Regions from separate parts of the Mus musculus genome. Here regions 1 and 2 are each linked to region 3. The links are chromatin loops, found by intact Hi-C in ENCODE. Cell type or tissue: left cerebral cortex. All regions are shown on one strand.

The links. Hi-C counts contacts between places; a loop is a spot of excess contacts. Peaks named below come from ENCODE experiments on the same cell type or tissue, not always from the same donor. Only the 100,000 strongest peaks of a DNase experiment are listed, where the experiment ranks them.
Region 1: it touches region 3 in a loop (4-fold over the local background); 8 of 42 quality-filtered maps call a loop at or near these places.
Region 2: a loop joins it to region 3, with 6 times the contacts of the local background. A loop is called at or near these places in 12 of 42 quality-filtered maps.

Annotation. Positions count from the first base shown.
Region 1 is chr6:13,409,613-13,417,612 of GRCm38, forward strand. It overlaps 1700016P04Rik (RIKEN cDNA 1700016P04 gene), which reads left to right and starts at 3,725. Exons shown (of 2, transcript NR_038149.1): 1 at 3,725-3,938; 2 at 6,170-6,384. In left cerebral cortex, a CTCF peak has its summit at 4,336 (motif pointing right); a DNase peak (open chromatin) is centred at 4,331.
Region 2 is chr6:13,290,639-13,298,638 of GRCm38, forward strand. No RefSeq gene overlaps it. Among named protein-coding and RNA genes, the nearest start is that of Gm725, 31 kb to the left of the region's middle. In left cerebral cortex, no CTCF peak of the experiment used is centred here; DNase peaks (open chromatin) are centred at 3,328, 4,226, 4,545, 5,096 and 4 more places; H3K27ac peaks cover 2,371 bases.
Region 3 is chr6:14,499,746-14,507,745 of GRCm38, forward strand. No RefSeq gene overlaps it. Among named protein-coding and RNA genes, the nearest start is that of Gm23013, 47 kb to the left of the region's middle. In left cerebral cortex, a CTCF peak has its summit at 4,681 (motif pointing left); DNase peaks (open chromatin) are centred at 2,465 and 4,643.

The DNA of each region.
Region 1 (8,000 bases), 1.1 Mb before region 3:
GATATGACCAGTTGAATCTCCTTAGAGCCCATTATTAGGAGTCCTCATTATGATCACTTCCATAGACTCTAGGCAGTTTCCTCTGCACTAGGTTTCCACACCACCCCCAAAGTCTACTAATTCTAACCATCTCTGCCTCTTTTCTCTCCCTCTACTTCATTTTCCCCTACCTGACATCTCCCCATATCTGCACTCACCTATTCCTAATCCATTTGTGAAATCAACTTTTCCCTCTCCAGGGGAGAGCCATTGGTACACCACAGATCGCCTCCTCATTATCTTACCTCTTTGGGTTTATGGATTTTAGCTCGGAGATCATTTACTTAACAGTTAATATCTTCTTAAGTGAATAATACCCTATTTATCTTTCTGGGTCTGGGTTACCTCACTTGGAATGATTTGTTTTATTTTTTATGTTTTTTAGTTTCATCTATTTGCCTGCAAATTTCATGATAGCATTTTGTTTATTTGGTTTTTTTTAACATCTGAGTAATACTACAGTATGTAGATGTACCCATATTTTCTTTATCCATTCTTCTGCTGAGAGACATCTAGGTTGTTTCCGGTTTCTGGCTATTATGAATAAAGCCACAATGAACATGGTTGAGGAAGTGTCTTTGTTGGAGGATGGAGCATCCTTTGTGTATATGCCCAAGGGTAGTACAGCTGTATCTTGAAGTAGGTTGATTCCAAATTTTCTGAAAAACTACCATATTGATTTCCAAAGTAGCTATATAATTTGCTCTTCCATCAGCAATGGAAGGTTCCCCCTACACCACATCCTTGCCAGCATATGTTATCATTTGTGTGACTGATCTTGGCCATTCTAATATGTAAAAGATGGAATCTCAAAGTACTTCTGATGTTCATTTCTCTCACATCAAAGGATGTTGAACATTTCTTTGTTTCTCAGCCATTTGAGATTCCTTTTTTGAGAATTCTTTGTTTAAGTCTATACCCCATTTTTAATTGGTTTACTTGTTGTACATAAATTTTAAAATCCCTTAGATCCTTTCATATTTCTTTCTTGACCCACTGGTCATTCAGTATGGAATTGTTTAGTTTCAATAAGTTTGTTGGCTTTCTGTTGTTTCTGTTATTGTTGAAGTTTAACTTTAATCCATGGTGGCCTAATAAAACATAGGGAGTTATTTCAATTTTTTTGTATTTGTTGAGACTTGATTTGTGTTCAAGTCTGTCGCTATTTTTGAAAACATTTCTATGAGATGCTGAAAAACATGCTATGTTCTTTTCATTTTAGGTGAAATATTCTGTTGATATCTGTTAGATCCATTTGATTTATAATGCCTGTTAGCGTTAGTATTATCTGTGTTTATTATTTTTTCTCCATTATTGGGTAATGGACAAATGGGTAAGTTATTGAAGTCTTTTGTTATCAGTATATGAGTGTCAATATGTGATTTTAAACTATAGAAGTGTTTCTTTTATAAATTGGGTAGGGCCTTGTGTTTGGGGTATACATATTAAGAATTGAAATGTCATGTTAGTGGATTTTTTCCTTTGATGTGTATGTAGTATCCTTCCCTATCTCTTTTGACTAGTTTTTGTTTAAAGCCTAATTTGTTAGATATTAAAATGGCTATACCCACTTGCTTCTTAGCTCCATTTGCTTGGAATATCTCTTTTCAACCCTTTACTATGAGGAAATGTTTATCCTTGATGTTGAGATGTGTTTGTTGGATACAGTACAAGGATGAATCCTGTTTTCATATCCATTTTCTTTGTCTTTTTGGGGGGGAATTAAGACTACTGATATTGAAAGATACCAATGACAAATGATTATTGGTTCCTGTTATGTTGTTGTTGGTGGTGGTGATGATGGTTGTAATGGTGATAATGGTGGTCATGTATGTACACATATTCTTCACTTTTTAAAAAATGTTCTAGTGTTAACATTATGTATTTCCTTAATTTTTGGTAGCTAACCTCCTTAAGTTAGAGTTTTCCTTCTAACAATTTCTTTAGGGCTGGTTTTATAGGTGGGTATTGTTAAATTTGACTTTATCATGGAATATCTTATTTTTCTCAACCTGTGGTGATTTTACATTATGTTAGGTATGGTATTCTAGGGCTGGCATCTGTGATTTCTTAGAGTTTGCCATACATCTATAAGATCTTTCAGGCTTTCAGAGTCTCCGCTGAGAAGTCTGGTGTTATTCTGGTAGGTCTGTCTTTAAATGTCACTTGGCCTTTTCCTTTGCAGCTTTTAGGGTTTTTCTTCATTCTATACATTTAGTGTTTTGATTATTATGTGGTCAAAGAACTTTCTTTTCTGGTCCTATCTATTTGGTATTCTGTGTGGTTCTTATACCTTTATAGGTATCTATAATCTGAGGATTTGGGTGACATCTTTAAGGAGGAGAATGGAGTTGAGACCCATAGTGGGAGAAATCTAGGGTAAAAGGCATACCTACAAAGAGGAATGCTCACTTGGATCCAGAGTACCAGTAAACTTCTTTTTCATGGGCATAAACCCTAGGATCTCTAGACTTTTACTACTACTACTAGAAAATCTTTAAAGTGGACACAGCAGAATGAAGGGTGGGGAATCTACCATCACAGAGTCCAGAGAAAATAGAGTGTTTCTTATACTTGCTTCCCATTTAAGATGGTTTTGGGCTTTCAAAGAAAACAGCATTAAAGAGCGTTTACTGGTTTGTTTTTGTTTTCCGTTCCCTATCTTCACTGAAACTATTTGCTAACCACATGAAGTTTGGAGAGAAACATGATATTGTGGTGTTTTTGATGGAAGGAAATGACAAAAATGACCGACCAACAAGAACTCAGAAAGTTGATGACTTTTGAGGGAGGAAATAAAACTTGTACAACAAAAGGCAAAGAAGGCCTGCAGTACGGGTACTGCAGAGACTGTGTTAGAGGGAGCATTTGAGTCTGGGAGTTGTAGACCAGCTGAACCAGCTTACCAAGACCTTTTTTTTTTTTTTCAAACAAAGAGAATTACATTCTAGTGCTGATAGAAGTGGACATGAAATAACATACTAGTGACTTTTTTCATGAAAGATGAGGAAATTTTAGTATGTGTTTGAAGGGGAGGGCCAGCAGCTTCTTATTCTGATATGAACAGCTCCTGCGGAGTAAAAGGAGTAAATAAAAGAAAAAGAATATTGAGATTAAGTGAGAAAAGTGAGAAGTGAGCTTTTCCAGTCTAGAAGTTTCTATGAGCATTTACCATGTAGAACCCTGTGCTGGGCTTTAAGATTTGGTAGTATGGAATCCCTTTCTTTGGGGAATTTACATTTAATGGAAAATGCCCAAGATGACCAGGTAAAAATAGAAAAAGCATAATCACATGATGTTTTTCAGAACTCTTTGTAATACTTAGACTGGGGGGTGGAGAAGATCTGAGCTGGAGGCTGTCATAACTTAGGTTTGTCAAATGATCACATGGATTTGTTCAGGCATTTACGCTGGTGAACAGGATGTCCAATTGAGGAAAGGAAAATATACAATAGGAATTGGCACTCAGCCCATGTGGAAAGTAAAAAAGATGTGGGCCTGTACTTCTCCAATGGAGATCTTAAGTTAGATTTCTGTGAAGGGATAAGAGGCCAAAGTGTGATCCCTGTGGGTGGTCCCTGAGACTGTAGAGGGAGAGGAATAAACAAGATATGCTGTGATGATGCAATAAGGGCTTGTCTGTGTCACAATATGATCAAAACCAGCAGGCTGGGTGCAGGGCAGCGGTCGGAGTGGATGGCCCAGGAAAGTAAGACCATAGCATGTAAGATCTTGCTCATCCACAGATATCACTATATACAGCAATTCTGATTCTTCAAACATCGTCTCCACAGAGCTGTTCATCCTGTGGCATGCTTAGCTGTTTCCACACTGCTTTGCAATGAAGATTCATTACTGTATCTTAATGTTTCTCTTTCTGGGCCTGTTGTTAAACTCAGGTAAGACCTTCATAATAGACAAGAGTATTAGCTAGTGAGAACAATGTGTGAAGTAATGTGTTCATAACCAGCAATGTGTCTCAGTATATTCTCAATGCATATTTGGTTCGAAAGAATTACGAAATGGATGAGTTCATTTCTATACAAGTAGCTACTTGAAAGTGGAGTAGAATCTGAAGAACTTTTTCCTTCATACAAACATTCTCATCTCAGTTCTAGGGGTAGATTTATATATTTACAAGGAAGGGAATTAGGAACTTATTTCCTTTATATTTGTTTTGGTTTGGTGTTAGTGCCTCTTTTTTAAAAGATGTTAATTTTAAAATATTGTATGCATATGTGTCTTGTGGAAAGCAGGGTTGCTACAAGCATGAGTGCCTGAAGAGACCAGCAGAGGGTGCTAAGTCCCTGGAGCAGGAGTCCCAAGGCCTTTGTGAACCTCCAGTTGTAGGTGCTAGGAGTCAGACTCAGATTCTCTTCATCATGAGCAGTATAGGCCTTTAACCACTGAGCCATCCCCAGCCTGATAGTGCCCCTCTTACAGTCTATACACTCAGTAATTTCTCCTTTCATTTCAGAATATCTTCAGCCAGATGGAACATGATTCATTATTATTATTGTTGTTATTATTATTATTATTACTATTATTATTCATGACTTATGTGTATATATAGATAGATAATGTATAGAGACACCTGTAACAATAATAGTTAAGAAGTTAGATACTATGAATTTGAGAATTATGAGAGGGCAAAGGAAGAATTGAAGGGAGGAGAGAGGAAGGGAAAATGATAAATATATTCAGATATAAAATTATCAAAAATAAAATATACCCAACAAAATTAAAAAGCTATTTGAAAAAAATGACTCTGAACTTATTAAGTCTTAAAGCATCAAGTCCCCAAGAAGTAATAAATGTTTGATAAGATTAAGAACAGAAAGGAAGAAATGGAGGTATGTGATATTCAAATGCTTTAAAGAGTGATGTCTTAGTGAGAAGAGGCAAGTGTGAGTGGGGGCACATGAGTGAACAGGCTCCTAAGTGACTTAGGAGATGAGCCAGTTTTCAGGAATGACAACTCTGTGGTGACAAGGAGATGCCCAGGTGTTAATAACCTAGCACAGATATGAAGATGCTGTAGCTATGGATAAACATGGCAGAACTTTCCAAAAAACACAGACATTTCAAGTTATATGAATGCACAACTACTGTCAAGATCCTTCTACCTCTGTCCTTTCTCTGTCTCTTGGGTGTCTTGTGCCCTGTTTGTGATGGTGAAAATAAAAGGCTCTGTGTTAGTGGAGGGGAAAGGCAATTCAGAAGTCATCCATTCCAGCTTTTCCTTTTCTAGTCTTTTCTTCTTTCCTCCTCCTCATCTTCATACTTCTTGTCTCTTTATGTCTCTCTTTGTGTGTCTCTCTTTTTCCTTCTTTCTCTCTTCTATGCCTAGATATACAAGAGAGTTTGAAAACTACATAAAATAATATTTTTGGAAGGGAAGAATTATCAAGAAGACTCAAACCAAAAAGCAGACTTAGAAAACAGTAACTTCAAAGGGTAATGATGGACTAGATGCGGCGGCTCCACATTGAAGAGTACTTCTTTCCTGCTCTTCCAGAAGACTTGAATACAGCTCTGAATACAGCTCATATAGAGAACTTCCATTGAACAATTCACAACCACTTGTAACTTCAAAACCTTCTTCTGGCCTCTTCAAGTGCTGCAACACATGATGCACATACAAACACACACACACACACACACACACAAATTAAGATACATAAATGAACTTAGAGTGGTGGTGATTCAACATCTCAAAATAGTCTCTGATTGAAGTATATGAAAGGAAAACATAGAAGCCCTGGCTATGGATTTCAAGCCACTTTCTCAGAAAGATACCTGAGCTTTATGTACAGTGACCCTCACCTACCTAGAATGACAGAACTTTCAACATGGTATCATGTTCAGCTCTGAATGTTCAGTGATGACCATGCATGCTTACCCAGTGATGCTGGGCTTATTCAGTTTACAAGCAGGCCATTAATTCTCTACACCAAATCAAACTACAAACCATGTCACTGGCTTTTTAAACATGTGTTCATGTCACTTTAACAACTGTGTTGTCACTGTGATAAATTCTTATTTCCCATAGAACTTTATTTTGAAACCACTGCTAAAACTTTGTGACCAAATATTTTCCAAGAATGTTGTTGTTTATGTTTGATTTTAGGAAGTGAAGATATTCCCGAAGTCAACAGTACCCTGGACTGTAAAAATCAAACGCTGTGTAGTTCGGAGAATACAAATGGAGACTGCTCTGATGTTCAGAAAGTGGGGCTGTGTGTCTTACGTCTTAGTCAAACTCCTCAGCAACAGACCTAAAGAAATTGGGTACAAGGAATGCAAGAGGATCACCTCCTTTGATGCATTAAATTAGGAAATATATTTTTCTGTCCTTTATTGCCTAAGTGACATACACATGTATTTATTGACAGTTTAGAGAAAGGTTTATCCAGGAATACCAATGACAAACCGAGAACCTCCATGGTTTCTTTAATTTCAACAGGTCGAGAAATTGTTGAGAAACCAAAGACTTCCCTGCTTGTGGTGCTGGGGAGATTTGGGGCAGGGGGAATGGGAAAGGGGATATTAGAGAAGAAAACTACAGTCTGTGGTGTGTGCAGGAGCTAGAGAGACCAGGGCAATGGGAATAGTCATTTTTCACTCCAAGATTTTCAGATGCAGATAAAATTAACTTAGCTTTCTAATAGGCTTTGTTGTTATAATCCTTTTGAGTTACACAGCAATACTTGCTTCACGTCCTGCAATTCCTTCTCTAACAAGCCACACAAGGCAGAAAAGATCTTCTGAAGGAACGTACCCCTGAGCCCCATCCCTGGCATTGTTCCAGTGCCTACAATAGCTATCCCTGCTAACTGAAGTCCGGTAGCATAACCCCCAGCTTTCCTCTGAAATGAATACCACTGCTCACTTTATTTTCTTCAGATACCACATGATTGTACACTCTACCTTGCTCAAAAAAGGTAGGATTTTCATCGGGAAGGTTTTGCATCTTCAAATAGGAAGCTAGTTGCAGGACAGTGAAGTTTTGGTTTGGGGGGGGGCGTTGTTTTTGTTTGTTTGTTTGTTTGTTTGTTGACATGAATAACTTCGGGCCAATGTATATGTCAACTAGTCAGCACTCAGTCTCCAAACTAATGAAATTTTTGGAAAAGATCACAGGCATGTGCAGAGCTTAGATGGAGAGCTGGGGAGCCCAGGAGACCCCAAGAAAAAGGGGAAGGCTTAAACAGGTACTCACCTGAATCTCCAGTTCAGGTGATTTCCAGAGGGAAAAAGAAAGTTTCTGAATTATGCAAGGGATGCAGGCAGAAAGAATAACAAGGTAAAACAATGAAAACAATGGCAGCTCTTGTTTATTTATCGAGCAGCTGGGGATGAATTCAGGGCCCTATGTATACAAAGAATTTCCCACCAATTTATGTCCACAAAACTCTCCTGTCTTATACTATTACTAGGGCTCAGGGCAGCCTAGCAGTGGTAATACCACTAGTGGAACATGTATAGAGAAAGACATGTTAAGAATTCAAGGCAGCAAGTGCAGCCCCTACTCGGGGGGGGGGGGGGGGAGGATGCAGCTGGCCTCTATAAGGATTCTGCACCCTCACTTTTCTCTTCTTCTGCTGAAGCAATCTCAGATCTTTTGTAGTACTACTGGAATTCCCAGGATATGTCTGTAACAAATTCTACTTTCCACTGCTAACCCTAATGCTCTCCACCTGGGCTAGTTGGCTTCCTGCTATCTTTCATGGCCAGTATTGAACCTCAGGGAGTCAGGTTCACTTGTTCAGAAAGTAATGAATATTTGGCTTTGGACTTTCTCTCCCTCTCTTCCCTCTCTCTCCTCTCCCCCCTCTCTTCCCTCTCTCCCTCTCTCCCCTCTCTCCCCTCTCTCCCCTCTCTCCCCTCTCTCCCCTCTCTCCCCTCTCTCCCTCTCCCTCCCCCCTCTCCCCCCCTCTCTCTCGCTCGCTCGCTTGCTG
Region 2 (8,000 bases), 1.2 Mb before region 3:
TATTTTCTAGTCGATGAAACCAATTAACATGGCTGCAATTTATTTCACATAGAATGGTATTTTGCTCAATTTTAGTTCATAATCTCTCCCATCTCAATAGTATCTGCTACACAATTCACTCTTTATCAGTATCTCTGGTATACAGATCTCAGGTCAGTTTCTTGCCGCAACTTGCTAATATTCAGTTCCTTAGCAGACCCAAGAAATTTTGCTTAGTAATATCCATTACTTAACCTTAGCCTCAGTCTGCCTTTCACCTTTTCCTTGTAAAAGTGTTTTGGGGGGATTAACAGAGCTATGATGCCCTCCCCCCAGGTATGATTCTTCACTTTATGTTTCTCTCAATAGGTGACAGTTCCCAAGACCCTGGCTCTGCCTCTACAAAGTGATTGAGTTGCCACTCACTGTTAGGCTGGTCTCCTGATGATGGTAACTGTAAGGTAAGCAAAAGTCACCAAAGCCAGGGAAGGAAAGGAGGTGTCACCGAGTAAAAGGCAGGTATTGCTGGAGTTTTGAAAACAAGTACACCAAGCTTTCAGGTTGATAACATAATGGTACCTCCATAGTGGTGGCTTCAAACTTGGTGCATCCTTTCCCCAAAACTAGAGGTCACCCTCTTCAACTACTCTGTTTCTCACATGTCTCTAGGCAGCCAGTGACTTTTAACATGCTATGCTCTGTAAGGACGGAGCAGATATTTCCTTTCTATTCTTTCCCAGCTACCTCAATGAAAATTGCATTGCTGGGCCTTATTAACTCCTGTTAATAACTGTGGATATGTGCACAGACCTTGACTAGACAAGAGTTATTCTGCCTGAAGCCTGTGGTACAACTTCTACTGATGTATCTATCTGCTTCTACTTATATATCAAGGTCCCTGGCAGTACTCCTTAAGACCACTTTTGATGTTTTTCTCATTTGAGAACCTAATAGCCATTAAGTTCTTATCCTTAGAACCTAATAGCAACTTTATGAGTAGAGCCATAAGGGACCAAATCTGTAATTTGAGGTAGTGGTAGACCTCCTCATAGCACATATCATGTAACTCAAACTGTCTTCACTTTGCCCAAAAGAGTAGGGGAACTAATTGTCTAACTTGGAAGAACCAACCTTCTTCTTGGCATACAAAATCTGTAGGAAAGAAGAATGCTGACAACCCCTCCTCTAAAGTCTGGAAGTTTGTTTTGTCAGGATCATTCAAAAGACTGACTCTTTTCTAAGTGGTCCTTACTAGGTCAAGGCTTGGGACACTGTGGAGATCATGAGGGTCAGAAACTGAGTACAAACTAGACAGTGGTTACTCTTTGAGTTATTTCTTTATATGTTTTCATCCAATATATTTCGACTATGTTATTTACCCTCCCCCTAGATCTTTTCAAATTCTCCCCACTTAACTTAAGGTTCTTTCTACTTCACTTTCTTAAAAAACTCCACAAAATCAAAACAATGAAACAAAGAGACAAAACCAAACAAAACATGGAGTCCATTTTGTGTTGGGCAACTGCTCCTGGACATAGAACTTGCACTGGAGTATGGTCGATATACCCAGTGAAGACACTCCATTGGAGAAAACTGGTTTTCCCTTTCCTAAAAGGCATTGTGGTGGTTTGAATAGATATGGTCCCCATAGAATCATGTTTGAATGCTTGGCTATAGGGAGGTACACTATCACTGTGGAGGTGGGCTTTGAGGGTGATATAAGGTCATAGGTCAAGTTATGCCCAGTTTGGTACACATTTTCTCCTTGCTATCTACAGATTTAGATGTGGAACTCTAGGTACCATCCCCAGCAACATCTCAGCCTGTACCCTGCCATATTTCCCATCATGATGACAATGGACTAAACCTCTGAAACTGTATGCCAGCCCCAATTAAGTGTTTTCCTTTAGAACCAGTAGTTTAGGCTACTGTGTTATTAAGCTTACCCACCTTGATACTTTGACTTACTCAAGTTACCTGAGAATGCCTAAAATACAATCAGTAATGTAAAGAAATCCAACTCTTACACTTTATGAAACTACTGAATAGTGAAATACTGTACTTTGGTGAAAATTATAAACATTAAGTGGTTCTCTCAAAAAAAAAGTAATGTTTCCATTTATAAGAGTTGTCTTGGTCATGTTGTCTGTTCATAGCAATAGGAACCTTGATTACGAATAAGACTTTGTGTCCACTATTCCTACATTATATTTGAATTTTTTCTGTGAGGGTCTTGTGAATGCTTTGGCAGTCCCTTTAAGTTCATATGTTTGTCCATCCTGTTGTATCTAGAGGACATAGTTTCCTTGAAATCATTCATCACATCTGGCTTGTATAGTCTTTCCATCTACTCTTCTAAGATAGATCCCTGAGTCTTAGAGGTAGAGGGAGTGGGCTGATAAAGACATTTCATTTTTACTTGAGTGCTCCAGTGTCTCTCACTCTCTGTATAATGTCTACTGCATGAAGAAGATGTTCTGACGGGGGCTCAGTGGTGAGCTGCTCCGTGGGTGTAGCAATACTTCATTAGGAAGCATTGATGGCTGTGTGCCTTCAGCAGAATAACAGTAGCGGGTTTTCCCCTATTACTGTCTCAGGTTCTTGGCCACTCAATAATTAAGGTGCAAGCATTGCTCAGGGTGAGAACCCTTTTTTTGCCTTGGAGACAGCAACCTTCTCGATATGTATTTACATGGAAATGGGGCTCGGGGCAGAACAGATTTTCCTATGTCTCTGCTTAAAAGGCATTAATCTCATCACTTACTTAGCCCAGTTTTCTCTCAAAATGTGGTAACTCAAGTAGTATCACAGTGTGGGTAGACTCAATATATGACCTTCGGGAGACACAACTGAAACTTCTTATATTTGGGTTACTCAGAAACACTCTACTCAAACTCAGTCTCCCTAAAAGTCCACTTGGTCCATATTGGCAGTGCCAGCTTCCAAGGGAGACTGATCAGTCCTACCCTGTGGCTTTTTCTCCTTTGAAATTATATATATATACATACATACATACATACATACATACATACATATATATGCATGCAAATATCAACTTGGCATTTTTGTCTATACTTTTGTGGCACATGCCTCTTGAGCTCTTACCACTTTAAGAGCCTCCATCTGAGGACTGAGAAGATAATGAATAAAGAGCTTCAGCCCCGCAGCTCTCATTCACAGTTCAGAGGAGGGAATGGGTTTTCAAGCCTTTCTAATGTCTCTGCTGAGGTGGAAGTTAGAGAGGCAGCAATACTGAAGAGGCCACCAGAGGACACAGAGAACAGAGGCTGCCACCCACAGCCTGTTTGGTACTGCCAGCCACCCACTCTGATGGGTCAGGACTTCGCTGCTGAGCAGTGGTGCTGAACAAAATATTAAACAAGCAGTAACACAGAACAGATGTGAACCATTAACCATCAATACATCCACACAGGTGCAAATGAGCTTGTGGATGCAAGGGCCAGAACCCTCCTTACATTGTAAATCAGAAGTTCCCTGAAACAGAGAAGTTGGGAATATACAGAGAGGTGAGTATAGTCTGAAGCTTGGCTTAAGTGGTGTTGCCATGGCTTTGCATGTCTCTGGTCCCTCCCTTCTGTTGTTCCTCATTTTCCAACAGGGAGACCTCTTAATGTGGTAAGGAACATAACTTTGGTTATGAAAACAACCTTCTAGTTTAGCTATCCCAAGGAGAAAATGGCTGTGTCTAAATGTCAACAGGGTTAGGATTAGGGTTAGGGTTAAGGAGTTAGGGTCAGGGTCAGGGTCAGGGTTAGGATTAGGGATTGTCCCACCTTAGGTCATGTGCCTATTCCTAGGCCAATCACAGGTGACAAGGGGATGGGGATAATGTAGTGCAATGCTAGTAACTCTTTTATGTTTGTGTGTGTGTGAAGAAAACGAACAATTGTCTACATGTTGATGGATACTGAGAACTTCGCTCTCCACAGACTTGTGTAATACTGTTTATTCAACCCCGCTTCTGAAACAAGTTCTGAAACATTCCAAAGGGTTGACTCATAGTGATTCCAATGGTGGAGGATGGGCAATGTGACACTCCTTCTGTGGGTGTGCAGGGGAATGGCCCTGGTCCTCTTCTTCTGTACAGGGGGCATACAATAGATATGTTTGCTGGGCCAAGGAGATGGCTCAGACCATTGCTCCGGAGGCTCTTGCTCCTGTTTTGCACATGCAGATTCTGGCAGGGGTGGGAATGGAACTCCTCGTGTTGCCTTAAGAAGTGGTTGGATGATTATGCCTCATTCTCTGTTTGAAAGGCTTATTTTCGTCAGCTGTGGGTGGGCTCAGGTTAGAAGGTAATTGATGATATTTAGGTATGAGTGGGAAAACCTGCCTCCAGGTTTCATTCACTGTTTTTAGATGTAGATGGCTGTTTTGTGAAGGTACGGTGAGATAGGAGCTTTTCAAAGGAAGGGGGGGGATGCAGTAGGAGGTCCAGGCAGACCAGCTAGAGAGCAAGAACACTTATAGCTGGAGGTGGACTAAGCCATTGGGAAAGGACAGGAAGAAATTTTTTTTTAGGAATGAGGAGGTTGGTGCAAATGGATAAAGATTCAGGGCGAGCAAGGTACAGAGAGAAAAGCTGCTGAGACTTGAAAGCCAGAGAAACAATGATAGGAAGAGGAGGGAGTGAAGGAAGATATAATGTTGGTGACTCAGCCATGCAAATGAATAACTTAAGCCACTGGGATGAAAACCTCTATTGCAATTTACCTAGCGTCGGAAGGAGGTAAACCACATAAGCAAAAGGATGGATGGGTATCCATGGTTTCCTTCCCTATGCTAATTTTATCCAGCATCCTCTTAGTAGACAATTCATTTATTCTGAATGCTTACTATTTGCCAGGCACAAGGCTAACCACATCCTTAGCATAATCTCATTTGCCTCTGGGCAAACTTACTTAGCAAGAGCTGCTATGCACGTTTCTAATAAATATATGGATGGATAAATAGGTCTGAAGAGTTGGCAGGCTGACTAAAGCCTGACAGCTGGGCTTTGAACCATCAAAGCTGGATTCTAGTGCCTGGAGTCAAGCCTAGGCTACCCACTTAAGCTTTCTCTTTGGTCCAGTGCATCAGTTTGCTAGGGTTGCCAGGGCAAAGCACCAGAATCTAGGTACTTAGAACAACCTATATTTGTTGTCTCATGGCTCAAGGGGCTAGAGTCTGAAATCAAGATATCACCCAAGCCACATTGCCTCAGATGGTCCTAAGGGGGAATATCTGCTTTAGGCCTCACTCCTAGTGGACACTGGCTTCCATGCAAGTAGCAGAGACTCACATTGACACATCACATTTTCCCAGTGAGTATGTCTTTTTCTTTTTATGGTATTCTTTTAATAGAGGCATACTTAGTGAGGAACCCCTTAACTTCAGCATGACTTCTCCTTAACTAATTATATTTGCAGTGACATTATTTCCAGATAAGGTCCTATTCTAAGACATTAGGAACATATGCATGAGAGGAGGCAGCAATGCAAGCATAGCACCCAGGAACCCTGGATGGGATCCTTGGTTGGCAATGCTCTTTGGCTCTGGCACGGCACCTTGTATGGTGCGTGTCCTCTGGCTTTGCTGCTGTCTCTGGAGCTCAGCTGTGGCCACACACTGCAGTGATAGCCTTGGCTGGATGGGCCAGGGTAGCTGCCAGGGGCAGGTGCTCTATGCCTGCCAACATGGCCAGCTGCATCTCTGTTGTCACCACTGACAGACTGGAAAAGCTGCTGCCATCCATTTTAAAACAAACCCAGAGTTTCCATCCATGTGTGTCTCCATATACAGTGCTGGTATGTTTTAAATGATTTTGAAAAATGATTTTGTTTTCATTGCGAATACATCGTGATTCATTGCCCCTTTCTGTCTGTGGACTAAAAAAATGCCAAATGTAAACTGTATATGCACCTAGGGATACCCAGTATTTTGAAAATAAGATTATTCATATCCCTTGTCTCCTTTAGACTGCCTTCAGACACTAAGGCCTGGTAAACCACTTTCTTGTCAGGTTTCTATGCAGTGAGGATCTTATTTGGTCGGGATCTGTAATTTGAATGATTCTATTAACTGCCCCTAAAAGCAAACCTTTTGTGTTCTTCCTCCTCTTTCTGTTTTGGAGGTCTACAGAGGACATGCATAGTCACATTCGCCTTTACTGTATAATGTTCCAATCAGCAGCCAGCTTAATGAAATCCAATTAATGTGTTAGGCTGTTGTGATTCTAAAAATATTTCCCATTCCCCTGGAGGTGCTGAGGAAAATTGAAGGAATCAAGGTATTATAGTCAACCCATAATTTGGAGAAAGATTCTTCAATCACATTGGGGGTGGTAGGTTTGTTCCTGAGAAAACAAAAATAGATCATCATCTCTCTAAAATGAGGCCGTGAGATTGTTCTGATCACCCCTGATTCAGATGCCAGGTCTTGCATGCAAATCTAATGATTCTTCGGTACATATATATGAATATATATATGAATTATTAAGGTCAGTTAATTAACACATTTATCTTCTGCAGAAGTAATTAGATGAAGAGAGCCCTTGCTCTCTTTTTTTTTCTATTTTCCTGGCCGTGGCTCTGGGCTGCACAGAAGTGGTAAACATATTGCTACACAGATGCTAACCGGAGAACCAGTGATTTTTCTGGTTTCTGTTTGATTTTTGAAGTGTCATCCTGTAGCTGAAAGCTGCTTTCACTTGAGGGTGGGGGGTGGGCAGTGGAGAAGTAGCAGGGATGGAGAAGGAGGGGGAGTATAGCAACAAGCCTGTGTGCAGAGTTTCCAGAAGCATCTTCTAGCATCTTCATTTACCATTCCTAGCTTTAGGCTTTGCAGTTTACAATTTTACACTTCCCCTGCAAATCCCCAACGCCATCCAGGCAAAGGTGAATAGTGAATAATTTTTATAGCTGTGCACATTGTCATTCCAAGGGCATTTGCTCTCTGTCCCCAGTGAGGCCACAGATTCTTACACTGCTAGAAATTAAAGTGACTGCTCTATCATTTGTGTTTTCCGAGTTTCTGGGTCAGTGGTTCCCATGACCACCTTTGTGGCAGCAGCATCTGGGCTGCATAATGAAGCACAGAATCCTAGCCTTTGCTATCATCCACAGCCTCAACGTCTCTGGGAATGGAGCCCAGAACTCAGTGTTTTGAGAATCTCCCAGGTAAGTCAATCAGGATGAGAAAACTCCTGCTCTCCATATCAATGATGGGTTTTTGTCTTTTGTTGTTGACAGGGAACACGTTGTTACTCTGTTTGTGGATCTGATGTCCATCTCAGGAGTCAACCAACCAAAGCAGGTTGGTGCTTGGTTAAGAGAAGTGGTAGACATTTCTGTGCCTTGCCCAGTGGCTTTGTTCCTAGGGCCTCCACTAAAAAGAACCACTTGAATTTTTTTGTAGAAATCATCTGCTGTGGAAAACTTGCTGCCTTCCAAGACAATGTTGGTTGGCAAGAAATTCAAAAACCCAAGTTCCAATCAACACTGTCCAGAACTCACTGTTTCACACGTGGGCTAGATTTAGTGATAATACTTCTATGGGACTCTGAGGCAGAAGTGTCATGCTAAAATGTCTAAATACATTGTATGTCGATGTTTTCATGGAAGGATGGTGATGGTTGGGATGATTGAGCAGGGGGTACTGAGGCCAACAACCACTGTGAGGGCTTGGGAAGAGGGGCAACGGAAGCAATGGGCTGTTTAACAGAGAGAGCACCGATGCTCTGCCTGCATCACAGCATGTGCTGGGTCAATTCCATTTCCTCACTGCCCACAGCTTGGCAAGGTTCTCTGTCTCATCTCTGTCTTGTCTCTGTCTGTCTCTGTCTGTCTCTCTGTCTCTGTCTCTGTCTCTCTCTCTGTATGTGTCTGTGTATGTATATATGTATTTCTTCTGAAATGTTTTTCACATCTTTTCCTCTTATCACAAGTTTTCTTATTTTTTAACAATATTTTGCCTTTATCATATTATGAATCTAAGGAAATGGCTCAATGGGTAAACTGTTT
Region 3 (8,000 bases):
AACAAAAATTGAAACAAAACAAAACATGTTGGAAACGGACCTGCGGCTCACATGAACTGGGTTTCACCTGAGAGGCAAACCGGGGCTGAAAAGAGAGGGGAACTAGGCAGTCAAGAGAAAAATGGAGCTAAGTTCCATTTATTCCTGACCAAGGCTTAAAAGTTTAATGGCAAATGCGCTTATAAAGGAGTGGGGGAGTCTCATTCCCACCAATTCATTTTGGAGCCCAGCTGCAGGTGACAATGTGCAGGATAGGGTGTAGTCTCAGGAATAGCTCCCAGGACTCCCAGCAGGTAGCAGTATCTTGAAGAGGAACAGCAACAGTGGCTGAACAATAGAGTGATCTAGGGAGGAAAGCTCCACCCTAGGTAATCTCCTTAGTGGCAGCAAAGTCAAGGTGTGGCTCAGCCTGCTTCAGGCTGGGGGAAGGTTACAAAAACATGTCTGACCTTGGAAGCTGCAGTGTGTTACACTGTGTCACAGTATACATTTTTGCCCAAACAACTTTGCCTGTCAATGTTCATTGTAATGAGTTATTGACCTGGTTCGAGACCTCTGGCTTCTATCAATACTATCAATACTGGATCCTTACCAGGACTTCTCTTGAATATCCTGTTGTTGTCTCATGTCATAGAGATCCTTAGGTTTTGGTTCTATATATCCAGCCCCTTCATGTATTCCAGCAGTTCAGAGATGAGATAGATGTTGGGGTGGACAAACTTAAAGTCCTGGATCTGGGCCTGGGTGGTAGTTGAGTTGGTCAGTCCATCAGTTGTTCTCTACCTGTATCATCTGGGTCATTTCTTCCACATCAATTCCACCAGGGTCAGCTCCCCAGTTCTCATGCCCTAGGGCCTGTCTGTCTGTGCCCATACCACCAGGATCAACTCTTATCTTAGAGATGCCCAGGTGAAGTGAGGGGCCTGATCTCCCAAATGCTGCAACTGGTGAAGAGCAAGGCCAGTTCTCTTGCACCAATCAGGACATGGTTGGGGCTAGCTCTCTTGAACCCAGCCACCAGGGTTAGCACTACTGTGCTGCTCAGGCAGAGGGACAGGACCAGCTGTCTAATACCCATGCCCTTGGGGCAGGCTCCCTGGAGGAATACCGTCCATCACAGGCAGCTCTACTGTGCAGTCAGGGCAAGGAGTTTTCCTAGCTTTGTGCATCCCTCAGACATCAATATGGCACCAGGTTGCAGTGACATCTGTGCGATGACAACTTGGTCCACAGAAATCAACACAGCATTTAATAAGTTTGTTTTTCTTTCAAGTTTGGTTTGGTTCCTAGAATGCACATGGTAGCTAACAGCTATAACTCCAGTCCTAGTGGGTACCACACCCTCTTCCTGCCTCAGTGAGCTTCTGCATGAACATTATGTATATAAGCACATATTATAAAATAAAAAGTAATAGTTTTTAAAACATAAAAAATATCTAATAATACCATTATCACAAATCAAATGAAGTAATAAAATTTATTATGTAATACTTTTTTTCTAAATTTTCTTGTTATCAAATTCATCTTCTTATAGTTTGATTTGAAAACTTTCAGCAAGATACAGCAAGATAGCAACTGCATTTGCCTCATATGACTCGTTTTGTTTTGTTTTGTTTTGTTTGTTTTGTTTTGTTTTGTTTTTCCAGACAGGGTTATAGCCTGTATAGCCCTGGCTGTCCTGAAACTCACTTTGAAGACCAGGCTGGCCTCGACTCAGAAATCTATCTGTCTCTGCCTCCCGAGTGCTGGGATTAAAGGCATGTGCCACCATACCCAGCTCTCATATGACTCTTAAAATGTCTTTTAAAAAATAGTGTAATGAGCCTCCATTTTTTAAAAAAATTAAAGCCCACAATACAATAATTTAAACACTGGGTACTATCTTGTACAATAGATTTCTAGGTTGAAAGTAGTAGAATATATTTTTATAACATATCAACGTGCATAATTGAATTACTCATCAGTAATTCCCCATTTCTTCTTTCTCTCTGGTATGATTTGGTTCCATGTGTTTGACTCTCAAATATATATTAGAAATGAGGCTATGTAATTTATTCTTTTATTACTATCTTATTCCAGTAAGAGGGTCTTAGATTTTCAAACATATTATACAACACATGACAAAATTTTTTTCTTCTCTTCAATGAATGATATTTTTTGCAAGATGCCTTCTGTATTTATCAGTGGATAGTTGACTGAATGATTATGGTGCTAGCTCTGGTACCCAGAGGTTCATGCATGCTGTGCGCAGGCTTTTCAGTGAGCTGTATTCCCTTCATACCCTTTATTTAATGATATACATCTCTCAAAGTAACTCAGTTGTGTGTGTTTAAGGGTCTGGATACTGAGTTTGATTAGTGATGTTCTTTTTGTGCTATTTAATGTTTGCCTTTTCTATCTTCTCCATTATTTGAAGTGTCTGCTACAGGCAATTTTGTTCTACTCCACACCTCCTTCAGCAGGTCTTCCTCACTGTGGCTCTCTGGAAGATGTTCAAGTTCTGCTCCATAAATTAAGCCTCTGAAATCGAAACAACTCAGAGCCTTTGAAGCTCACTGAGGAGTTAACTGTGAAAATGGAGTACTGTGAAGGCTTTTCAAAATATATTCACTGTAAGAAGAGATTAGTCTTCCAAGTATAACCTCTGTTTCATTTATAAGACTTGCATAGTTCTAGAGAAAAAAAAATGGATTGAGACACCACTAGTGTTTTAACAAGTGTCACACTCATAATGTTTCTCAACCACTACCACATCCTTTACTTCAAACATGACTTTGTTACCTCAACTGCTGCATGATAACTTCTACGAGGAGAAGGAATGACAATATTAGGAGTTTTACTTTTTATAATACAGAATCATTAACATTTATGGAATGGTCCTATGCGTAGGAAACTAGATATTTGTTTGGATTATCCACTTCAGACAACATTTACAATAAACCTATGAGTGGATTACCAACATGTCCATTTTACAAATGGACAAACTGAAGTACAAAGCTATTAAGACTTGCTTGGGGCCGGGGAGATGTCTCAGTTAGTAGAGTGCTGGCATTGTAGCACAAGGGTGATAGATTTTGATGGCCAAAACTCATGTTAAATTAAAAGTGGGAAAAAGCATTCTTTGTGGTATTCGCTTATATTCCCAGCACTGAGTAGACAATATAGATAGAATTTGGGAGGCTCAGTTGCCTCCCACATTCAAAGCCAGTGAGAGACTGTCTTAAAAACTAAAGAAAAGAGAGAGTGATATGGTTTATTAGGTAAAGGCACCTTCCACGAAGCTTCATAACCTATGCTTGGTCCCTGGGACCCACATGGTGAATGGAAAGAACTGTCATCTTTCTGTTATCTTTATGTTATCCACACATTTAACAGCTGCCCTCCGTAATAACCAACGATAACTAGGTCACACATGTACAAATCTGCAGAAGACCCCCTAAATAAACATAGGGGATTCACCATTTTAAGATCTATTCCCACTGACTCCTAACATCTTTGCATGTAATAATGCTTTCTGCTTGTTTGCTTGCTTGCTTTGATTTTGTTTTTAAATTTTGTGTATGTAAGAGTTGCCTAGTGCTTATTTAGGAACGCATTGTAAAGCAGCCTTTCCTCGCAGTGTCTGAACCAGTTGGTCTGATTTGTTGCTCTTGAGACAGCCTTTCTAAGGGTTGCCAAGATGCGGTGATCTGTGATTGTCTTGTGAGCCGCAGCTATAGGTCTGAAAATATGAGCTTGTATAGTACATGTGTGTCAACAATCTCAGTACTATTCTGTCTTCATTAGCTTTTACAATTGGACTCACCACAACTAGCTACAGCATAATATTGATCATATCATAGTACAAACTCACTCTAGAACTGGTAGATGATATAATCTCATTGCTAAAATCTTGGCATTATAAAGACCTGAATTTCCTTCTTGTTGTTTTTACAAAACAGGTCCGAGGCATTGCAAATGTTGATCCTTTTTTGACTCTAACACCCGCCTATAAAATAAGGAAGTTATACTGTCAATCACAGAGCTGCTGCAAAGATTATAGAGATCAAGTATGGAACTGGTCCAGGAAGTATTTTATTTGGTACCTTAGACTCACATGATAGGCTGGTGCATGTCCTGACCGTGACAGTCCAGACTGTGTTGCAAATGTCTGTTGACCTTGGTGTGTTTTTGACCAGTAATAAAGTACAAAAGTTTTACAGAATTTTTTTCAGAAATTATCAGTACATTTCCTTTGATAATTTGCTGTAAGTAGAGAAAATGCAGGTTTGCAAAGAGCTTTGAAGATATGCAGGGAAAAATATAAAATCACCTAGCCTCCCACTGTGTGACAGGACTTAGAAGACTTTTTTTTTTTAAGTTCATCTGAATTGAAGCAAATTTTTGCAGTGGCTGAATTCCCTTTGTCACCTGTATGTATCATTACAATCCAGTGCTGCTGCACCTCACCAAAGACCATTTTAGTATTTATGTTTTAAAATAACTCTAGTTAGGAAAATTGACTCAAGTGATATGTGGAAGAAATAATTGAATGGTTAGTAATACCGTCTTGCAGCCAAGAGTTCTAGCATTTTGGCAGACTATGGGCATTTTCCTGTGTTGTCTTATATCATGAAATGAAACAGGAATGCAGGATTTTTGTGCATTCTATTCCTCTGAGTTTGTACTGCACTGCCCTCTGGAGGACAGAACTTGCCTTAGCATATGTACTGTAATTTTAGGAAAAATTTACACTCTACAGAGGTAAACTGCATGAATGCATGATTCATGATACTAGCATCAAAATGCAAAATAAATCTTTTCTATAAGATTATAATATTTAATTTGAATTACTGAGAATGAATGAGTAGCATTCACACTGACTATTTTAGCTTTAAGTATTTACTTTTCTCCTTTGGTTGGCCTTTTAAGTTTAAATATTTTAGATATCTTACAGTGAAATTATGAAATATGAAATTTTAATATTTGCTTCACTGACGTTGAGTTTTGTCCTTTTATTGTGAATATATGTGGGATTCTCCATTTAGGGAACAATCAATTTTAAATTCACTTGCTTTTCTACACACATTCAAATATTAATCATTTACCACACATTTTATTCAAAGTACACAGTGTATGTATGTCCTTAACAATGGACAGATGGGCATTGGTTAAGTTATAAAAATAATTTGTGAGAATATTTCTGAAGGAAATACATGCATTGAGTTGGAAAGAAGCATGGGGTGTGCTTTAGACAGATCTTAGTGTAATGCCCATGTTACACATTGAATGTTGATTTATTTTAATGAGCATTGCAGAAATGGATTCTGGTTGACCCTGTGACACAGATCTCATGAAAATGGAAGTTAGTGGCTCATCGTCTGTGTAGTGTGTATCATTTTAGTCACCAAATTTTATAGCAGGAGAACTTATGCTGAACTTTCTCCTATTCCAAGACTTCTGTGGCATGTTCCAATGGGCTGAGAACCAGACCACAAACAAGAGAAAGCAAGAGGGGAGATAAAGAGCGATTGGAATTATGTTATAAAAGAAAGCAGGGAGGGGGCAGAAAAAGAAAGGTAGGGATACTTTGAGTAATGCAATTTTTTTACTAGGACAACCAAACCTTAAAATATATGCTAATTTCTAAATAAACTGAAGTATACACAGCAGAGCTAGAAAAGAAGCCACACGCCCTTGTTCATTTTATATTTTCTCTATATACAACACGGGTTAGCTATGACACTGATCCCTTGGACTATAAGGTTGACATGAGTAATGCCATGGCTATGTGACATTGTTTCTAGTCAAAACTTCTCTTTCTACTTCAATTTTCAATACACAGCTAAACTGTGGATTTCAAGAGGCCAACCAAAATTACCATTTTATATAATTCAGAAGCAGATACACAGCTACATATTATGTTTAGATTTACTTTTAGATGCATAAAACTATCCTTTAGCAAAGTCTCTGGCCTAATTTATTACATTTATTCTGGTTACAGACCTTTAATTGTAAACATCCAATCAGCCAATCAGATTTAACTTAGTACATTTACTGTGTGAGGAAGTCCTAGGGTCATTACTGTATTACATAAATTAACTTTTTACATTTTAGCTTTCTGAAAACAGACAATTTTGAACTCAGTAGCAACTGCAAATTTGATTCATCCTATTCTGATTATTGAAGTATTTTAGTAAAGTGGTGACTATAGGTTTATAACTGATATTCATAAAATTTCAATAACCTGAACTACATGTATAATTTTTAATGCTACTTTTACAAAGAAATTTTTTTTGACAATTACATCCAAGTCTATAGCATCCTGCTTATTGTTGACTCTTGTAGTCTACCATCTCTAGTCTCTTTCTCACCGATCATCACCTCCACTTTAACACAGCTTCCCTTCCAGGTTTCATGGCTTTTTGTTTGGCTTTGCAACCCATTAATGTGAACCAAGGCTGTCTATGTGGCCAATACCATGGAACTCTACTTTGGAGCTGGGAAGAATCACTGTTTTGTCAACAACTGGCTCCAACAAGTCTCTCTCCTCCTGAATCCACTAGTTACCAACAATTCAGCAGAGAGAGTGAGGCTCTCCCAAGTTCCTCATATGCTCATGACTGAATGTTGACAGGCCCACTTTTGTCAGCACCAGGGAGGGTAACTGCGATCATGCTTGCAATGGCAGAGCTACTGTTCTGAAGGTAGCATTTCGCAACACTTTCCTCTCAACCTTCCAGATCTTATGTTCTTTGTATAGCCTTTTCACCAGTGTTCTCTGACTCTTAAGGGAGGGCAGGGGTCTATAAATGTCCCGTTTGTGACTAATTCTCAACCAGTTCTTGTTTCCGTCATTTTGGGCAGCAATGAGTCTCTGCATTCACTGCTGTTTATGGTAAGTAGAAGCTTTTCCCGTTAAGGATGAGAATAGCCCTTGTCAATGGGTATGAACATACATATTTAGACTCCTGTGTCAAGTTATTTTAGCAGCAGTGGTGAGTTCTTTCATAGGGTCAATGACCTCTTCCGTCATGGGGGTTTTATCAGTTTACAGTTCCAGGTGTGCATTTGCTCCTGTGCAGTTATACTCTCATCCTATCTCAGAGCAGCTGGCTACCCCCATGAAGGTCATACTGTGATTGCATGTCTCTGTGAGCTTTGCCTTTATACTTTGTAGGGTTCACAGCTGGATATCACCATTCATTTCATATCTTCTCTAGGAGCTTGCACAGCATCTCTGCCCCCATGAAAGACAACCAGCAAGGAGAGAGGTTTGCAGTTAACCTTCAGATTTCTTTCTCCATGGCTTGAATCAAAAGTGTGTGATATCTTCAGAAGGAAGGGCTTACTAACTAATGCTGGTGGGCAACCAATTCAAATAGCAATGGCTGCTAACATTATTTCTTGATCTAACAGAAGTTGCAGAATGCTTCTGAGTCTTATCTGGGTCCACAATGAATTTTTATTTTACTTAGAATTATAGGTACGATTTTGACTTTTTTTGCTTAATTAATTAACATTTAAGTTTATTTTATTTAAATTATGTGTATGCACCCGTGAGGACATGAGTGTATGCACATGAGTGCAGGTACCTTTGGAGTCCAGAAGAGAGTGGTGCATCTCTTTGATCTGGAGTTACACTAGTTGTTGGTCACCTTGACTTAGGTGCCAGGTCTCTTAGAAGAGCAGTACAAGCTCTTAACCGCTGACTAATGTCTCTTCCCCCTAAGATTAATTTTTCAAATAGAATTTGAAAGAGAATCGCTATTGTTTGAGGCTGCGAAACCACCATTTTATTATGTAGCAGTCTTAGTTTATAAATAAGTACATATGCAATAAAATGTATTTGCTAAATAATCTAGTAAAATAGAATTCCAAACAGTTACCTACACATGCATTATACCTAATCTATTTCCATGCTGACATGTGAAGACTTTTGACATATGAGCTTCAACTCTAATAGCACTGACATAATGTTAAGTGATTTTTGTATTCCATAAAATTGTTTTGATAAAATG